2 separate regions of the Homo sapiens genome follow, and region 2 is linked to region 1. Evidence: chromatin contacts called from ENCODE Hi-C or POLR2A ChIA-PET data. All regions are on one chromosome and are shown on one strand. The core of a region is the stretch at or near the end of the contact, and the rest is flanking DNA. Distances in the headings are between cores, read along the strand shown. Region 1 overlaps CTPS1 (CTP synthase 1). Region 2 holds the start of SCMH1 (Scm polycomb group protein homolog 1).

Region 1 (3,221 bases), core at 558-3,057:
AGTACTGGGATTACAGGTGCAAGCCACCAGACCGGCAATAAATAGCATTTTTAAGACATAAAATACTCAACCCACACACACGTGAATTTTTTTACGTTAAGTATAACTCTCTGGAAAGTCAATCAGTACAAAATGGGAAAATCAAAACTAATGGCATAACCTAGTAATTTTTAATTAGATACTGTATCTTTGACAGTTTTTTTTTTTTGAGACAGAATTTCACACTTGTGGGCAACAAGTGTGGGCAGGCTGGAGTGCAATGGCGTGATCTCGGCACCAAAACCTCCACCTCCAGGTCTCAAGCGATTCTCCTGTCTCAGCCTCCCGAGTAGCTGGGATTACAGGTATACACCACCATGCCCAGCTAACTTTGTATTTTTAGTAGAGACGGGGTTTCTCCATGTTGGTCAGGCTGGTCTCGAACTCCTGACCTCAGGTGATCTGCCTGCCTCGGCCTCCCAAAGTGCTGGGATTACAGGCGTGAGCCACTGCGCCCCGCCTGTGACAGTTCTTATATTGTTTGTTTGTGTTTTAAGACAAGAGTCTCACTATGTCACCCAGAATGGAGTGCAGTGGCACAATCTTGGCTCACTGCAACCTACACCTCCAGAATTCAAGTGATTCTCATGTCTTGGCCTCCCAAGTAGCTGGGATTACAGGCGCACACCACCACACCTGGTTATTTTTTGTATTTTTAGTAGAGATGGGGTTTTTCCATGTTGGCCAGGCTGGTCTCGACCTCCTGGCCTCAAGTGATTAACCCAACTCAGCCTCCCAAAGTGCTGGGATTACAGGCCTGAACCACCATGCCCAGCCAAGTTTTTATATTGTCTTAATGTTTCAGACTCTTGTCTCTCTGAGATAAACAAGTACTATTTCTTCTATACTTCTTTCATCTTCAGCAGCTAATACAAAGCCCTACTCAACTGTTTCACTCAATAGCTCAGTCAGAAATGAACTGATTTCAACTCAACCTTTCTAACCTTCATTGAACTTACCGTCTAACCAAAGCAAAACCACTAAAGACCAAAAGGCAAAGGACCAAGTTCCTGGTACTATGTGAACGCTGGGCACTGTTCTCCTCCTGGCCTGAACCAGGGTCCAGTCTCAACTGAAGTGTAAGCTCATCACCAAAGCACCTACCCATTTGGGAACCTAAGTGAGAGGCAGAGGTCTGGGGCTGTGAAGGATCCAGGGAGACCAGAAAGCCAGCTCTGGGGTGGCGGGTGATAAGACAGTGCCTCTCAGGACTCAGAAGCCAGCACTCAAGGGCATGCTGTCTACCAAACTAAGCCACACCGCCAGGTCACTGTGAAGCAGCCTCTCAGGGAAAGGGTGAATGAAACCCAGCCCTAAACCATATGCTGGCCACCAGAGTCACTTGTTCTTTATAAAGTCAAACTGCTTTTACATTCCTTCAGGTTACTTTATTTTCCACAGAATTTACAAGGTCTTTCTGAAAATCTAGTATTTGTCGGGTGGGCTACAGAGAATAAATGGGCTGTGGTGGACCATTCCAGGGTGGCCCCAGTGCAGCATGCTCAGTCTTCACACCCATGTGTGTTCTCCTCCCCTGCCGGCTCGGGGCTTGGCCACGTGACTTGTTTTGGCCAACGGGACATCAGCAGGCCTGATAAGTGCCTGCATAACAGGCCTGTCATTTTGGAGTCCAGCTGCCCACCCTGTGTGAGGAAGCTTGGGCTGGATTAATGAATGATGAGCCACTAGGTGGAGACAGCATCTTGACGTCCCGGCTGGGCCGAGCTCACAGCTGAACACAAGGCAGGAGTGTGCCATCTCAGATAGTACACCACGTGCAGCTGAAACCCAGGCACTGAGCCAAACCACAGAATACTGAGATGAGAAGTCACTGCTGTTGGGAGCCACTGAGCTTTAGGGAGGTCTGTCACATAGTAATACACAGCTAGGCGAAGAGCTGATATTATCTGAGCATTTCCCTATTTTCCAGGCACTACTAGAGACTATTTACATACATTATCTCCCTTAATCATGTGAAGTACGTACCTTTATTACTCCCATTTTACAGAAAAAACGGAGGCCCATAAAGGCTAAGTAAATTGCTTAAAATCACCCATAAGCGGTAAGGTTGGAATCTGAGCCCAGTTTCAATAGCTCCAGAGCCCAGGTTCTCATAATAACTGCCCAAGCCTCACTTAGGACAAGGACTTCACACCAGGCACCAGCTTCAGGATGGTGGCCACGGTGATCAAAGTGACAGAATCTCAAGAACAGGAACACAGAGGCAGAAGGCAAAGGAGGGAGTCTGGCTGTGCTCCCTCCTTCCTGCATGGAGGAGCCGTGCTGTTCCTCAAGAGGCAAGGCAGCTCCCTTACGGCACACCATGAGGTGCTAGGAACCCAGGCCTGCCCTTCTCCAAAGCTCCTGATCACCCAGGCGGCAACAGGCCTCATATCCTCCAGAAATACACAAGCGGGAATTGAATGAGTGTCTTAATGCACGCTTACCTTGCCATCCCAGCACGTTTCTTGAGAATTCAACCACTGCCAACTGCATCCCTAAGCACACGCCTTCCAGTCGGGGGGAAAAAACAAACAAAACTCCATTGAAAAGGCAGCTCCTACTTTTCCCAGCAGCCTCTGCAATGGCCTTTGTGTCCTTTATTTGGAGAATTATAATTGCAAACTCATAACTTCCTGCTATGAACAAGTACTCTCTGCTGTTACACTTTACTTGTATTAGATTTCAAAAACTGCATGTAAAGTAGATGAAAATTCTAGATTTGCAAAGTTATCCGATTTTAGAAGTAAGTGATATTCTATTCAGTACTTTTTTCCCCCCAGACAGGGTCTTGCTGTTGCCCACTCTGGAGTGCAGTGGAGAGATCTTGGCTCACTACAGCCTCAAATTTCTGGGATCCAGCAACCCTCCTGCCTCAGCCTCCACAAGTGTTGGGTTTACAGGTGTGAACCACCGTGCCTAGCCTCAGTACTTTAAAATTCAAGTTTTCTTACCCTCTCTCATTAAGTTTTTATTTATAATTGTTCAAGTTGAAAATTACTAAAATGTACAGCACCAGGAGGCATGCAAAATCATTTTGTCCAATTACAGTCAGCTGTTGTGCCAAGTGAGCAGATATAAAACTCAACCTCACGTGTGCTACAAACAGCTGGGTTCATTAAATGGACAGGAATTCACAATTCATTCTCTCAAAATTCCACGACATCTACATGTAGCTCATA
Region 2 (3,522 bases), core at 831-3,330, 240 kb before region 1:
CCCTCATGCCAAGCCTTATCTAAGGCTACAGGTGTGAATAAGGTTCCTGATCTCAAGACGCTTTCAGCCTAGAAAAGAGGTTTAGAAATATACTCCAATAATGGCAACATATATGGTGCCATGGACAGAGTTACAGAACAAACTGCTAGGGGAATTCATAGAGAAAATGTTCAAGAGAACATTTCTCACTGGACGTAGTAGGCAGAATTCTAAGGTAGCTTCCTAGATTAACCTTCATGTACACCTTCTGCATAGTCCCTGGGACAGTGGCTATGATGAATTTTACTCCTGTGATTAGGGTATGTGATGTGGCACAGGTGATCTTAAAGTAGGAAGATTATCTAGGTGGGTCTGACCTAATTACAAGTCTTTTAAAAGCTCATAGTGTTCTCTGACTGGTTGAAGAAGGGAAATCAGAGATATTTAAAGAATGAGAGGGAGTGACATGAGAAAGGTTCTCTGTTGATGAGATAAAAGGGATCACGTGGCAAGGACCTGAGAGTGGTCCCCAACAGAGAGCTGGCAAAACAGTGTAGCTGTGGGATCCTAGTCCTACAGGGACATGAATTCTGCCAACAGCCCGAAGGAGCCTGGGGCAGACCTTTCCCTCGTGGAGGTGCTAGACATCTTGATTTCAGCCTATGACACCACGAGCAGAAAACCCAGCCACACCATGCCAGTTTTCCGACCTACACAACTGTGAGTAAATCAATGGGTGTTGCTTTAAGCTGCAAAATTTGTGCCAATTTGTTATGCAGGAATAGAAAACTAATATGAGCACTTACAACACTGTGCTCTCATTAGCTATTGACATAATAGTTTCCCCAAATATGGGCTCCTTAGATTTAGGCTCTAATTATCCTTGTAACCTCAGGGCTCTTCATGAGACAGGTACTCCCCAAAACGCCATGGAATGAAAGTTTAAATTAGACAACAGGGATGCAGATCAGAACCTGGATAGATTCTGACCATTTCCATTTCTCAAGAATGGGCAGACGGATACTGACACCAATACCAGGATACAAGGAGGCGGCCCCCCTTCAGTCCAAAGCTCTAAGACCTATTCTAGAGGCAAGGCAAGTAATCCAGGCTCAGCTGCCCCATCTGCTGCTCCAGCCTTGCTTAAGTGGACTTCCCTCCAAGGAACATTGTTCACAGAAGGATCATTAACAAGACATTCCTGTGTGACCTGAGGATTGCCATGTTCTAAATGATGCCCACACCCACTCCACATCCAGCTCAGCAGAGGTCTCGGGATTTATATTGCACTGTATTTTCAAGCAGCCAAAACAGAAGTCAAGACGTCAGTTTCCTAAGCTGCTAAAATGATGTGGTGGTTAAACCAATTGTGTGCCAGGCGCAGTGGCTCACGCCTGTAGTCCCAGCGCTTTGGGAGGCTGACGCAGGAGGATCACTTGAGCCCAGTAATTTGAGGTTACAGTGAGCTATGATGGCGCCACTGCACTCCGACCTTGGGGACAAAGTGAGGCTCCATCTCTAACAAAACAAAAATAGAATTGTGTAGCCAACATGGCTGGTGGGCCTGGAAGAATGAGCCTGTGCATTGTACCTGGCCCATCACGGGCTCAGTGCGTACTCGTTGAAGGGATCACCACAGGGAGGACCGAGGACGCTGACACTCCCTAGGGCATCCAAGCACCAACTCATCTCTCACCTACCCTCCGGGTGCAGTGCTATCGTGTTGGAGAAGAGGCCCCTGGGTGGCTGTGCGAAGTAACTCGCCCAAGGTCACCACACGGCCAGCCACTAGCCCGGCGGGAGTCGCCCGAGGCGAGGCCCACGTCAGCCGGTCTTGGGGGCCCGACCGGTGGCTCCTCCACCAGCCCCACGCGGCCTCAGAGCGGGCTACTGGCGTCCTCGAGATTCGAACCCGAGTCCTCGGCCTCGTCCCCGCCCTCGCGCCCTCTCAGGCCTCAGTTTTCCCATCTACAGGACGCAGACCGGAGAGCTGGTCCGGGCGCCAACTGGGCCCCCGGACCCGGGTCGGCAGGCCGGCGGGGTACGGCCGGGCCGGGTTCCCGCGCGCCCTCCCTCCTCCAGCGCGCCGCCCCGCCCCCCGCGCGAGCCCAACGGCCGAGGCGCGCGCCACCTCGCAGCGGGAGGCGCGGGGGAGGGGCCGGGGGAGCCCCCGCCCCGCCCCCCGCCTCAGCCGCCACCGCCAGCTCGGTGGAGCCCCCCGCCGCCCGCCCGCCGCTCTCCCGAGCCGCCCGCCCGCCCCCTTCCCGCGTCTCCGCTCCCTCCCTGCGCAGCGGAAACATGGCGGCGGGAAGAGAGTGAGCCGCCCCGCGCCCCCGCCGCGCCCTCAGGTAAGCGCCTCGCGGCCGCCTCCGCCCGCCTAAGAGCTCGTGCCCTGAGGGGCCGCCTGGGGCCAGAAGGCGGTGGCGGGACCTGCGCAGCCGCTGCGCCTGCTCCCCCGGGCCGGGGTCAGCCTGTCCGTCTGTCTGGCCGGCCTGCCAGTCTGTGGTCCGCGCGGGGCTGGGCCCTTTCTCGGCCGTGTCAGCCCGGCCCCGAGCCCGGAGGCCGGCTCTGCATCTGCGGTCGGGCGGGCGGGGCCCACGGTCCGGTCGCGGCCCTGACGCCGCCAGGACTGCCCGGGGGCCCCGGCACGGGAAACCCAAGGCCGGGGGCCCTTTGGAGGGTCGGCGTGGGGGCGGTCCGTATAGGTCGCCGTGTCTGGCCGGCGGGGCCGGGTGGGCCGGGGCAGGCTGGCTGGGGGCCGAGGGCCGGGCGGCGGCGCGACCCCGTCTGCGCGGGTCAGTCGGTCCCCTCCGGCGCCAGAGGTGGGAATGCCTGTGATTCTGGCTGGCCGGGTCCCGGTTCGGGGAAGGCAGAGACAGAGGTCGACGGGGCGGCGTGGCCCCCACCGAGAGCTGGGGCGCCTAGGGCCCGGAGCTGTCAGCAGCGTCCTGGGGGCTGGGCCCCGGCTGGCCGACTCACGTGTGCCGCCTGCCCCAGTGCCCCGCCGGAAACGGGCAGGGAGAGCGGCCCCGCACCGAAGTGAGCCACAGCGGCCCTGGGGGCCAGACACGTGGGCACAGTTGTGTGCCAGCCCGAGAGCATCGAAAGTGGTATCCAGCCGATGGGTGAACCCCGGAATATCTCCTGACTGGAAGAGAATTTAAAAGTCATCTAGGGGCGCTTTCTCCCATCCCATGCCAAAGTGACTTTGAAAATCCCCAAATCCCCCCGATAATTTGACGAGCCCGTTTGGAACCTCTTCCAGTGATCCGAAGCGAATCTCTTTAAAGGAAACCCATTCTGTTCCTGGACACATTTGGTTATAAGTTGAAAGAAACAGCTGGCTCCCATCCTTCCTAGTTCTTTTCCCTTATGGGAAGCTGTTAAGATATCTGAAGATAGTAATCATGTCCCCTGAGTCTTCACTTCCACTTTCTTCAGTTGTCTCTCATCTGCTGTGGTTCTCTAAACTGTCCTCTGGATGAGCTTTAGTTTCCCCCATCCCCTTAAAGGAGAGTTTCTTAAAAGTGATCCTGGAGACAA

Evidence for each region. A loop is a pair of places that touch in the nucleus more often than their neighbours do. ChIA-PET counts read pairs that join two places held with the same protein, here RNA polymerase II (POLR2A). Pooled maps may share reads with other maps.
Region 2: a map of CD4-positive, alpha-beta memory T cell shows a loop between it and region 1 (8-fold over the local background). The contact joins the promoter of SCMH1 here to the enhancer-like site in region 1. A Hi-C loop is called at or near these places in 5 of 168 maps with a recorded cell type or tissue (A673, CD4-positive, alpha-beta T cell, CD4-positive, alpha-beta memory T cell and 2 more), 9 of 37 single-sample maps with no recorded cell type and 18 of 50 pooled maps. POLR2A ChIA-PET finds 5 or more read pairs at or near these places in 3 of 52 experiments (MCF 10A, activated T-cell and endothelial cell of umbilical vein).

The regions. Positions count from the first base shown.
Region 1 is chr1:41,002,442-41,005,662 of GRCh38, reverse strand. It overlaps CTPS1 (CTP synthase 1), which reads right to left. Exons shown (of 19, transcript NM_001905.4): 12 at 2,487-2,549. Among named protein-coding and RNA genes, the nearest start is that of SLFNL1-AS1, 11 kb to the left of the region's middle. RefSeq lists an enhancer at 1,523-1,672. Within about 2 kb of position 1,807, at least 12 of the 41 ENCODE cell types and tissues checked have a DNase peak (open chromatin) inside an H3K27ac peak, as active enhancers do.
Region 2 is chr1:41,240,864-41,244,385 of GRCh38, reverse strand. SCMH1 (Scm polycomb group protein homolog 1) reads left to right here and starts at 2,080. Exons shown (of 16, transcript NM_001394311.1): 1 at 2,080-2,327. It overlaps SCMH1-DT (SCMH1 divergent transcript), which reads right to left and starts at 2,028. Exons shown (of 3, transcript NR_186015.1): 1 at 1,680-2,028. RefSeq lists silencers at 1,770-2,169, 2,210-2,759, 2,860-3,019 and an enhancer at 3,340-3,519.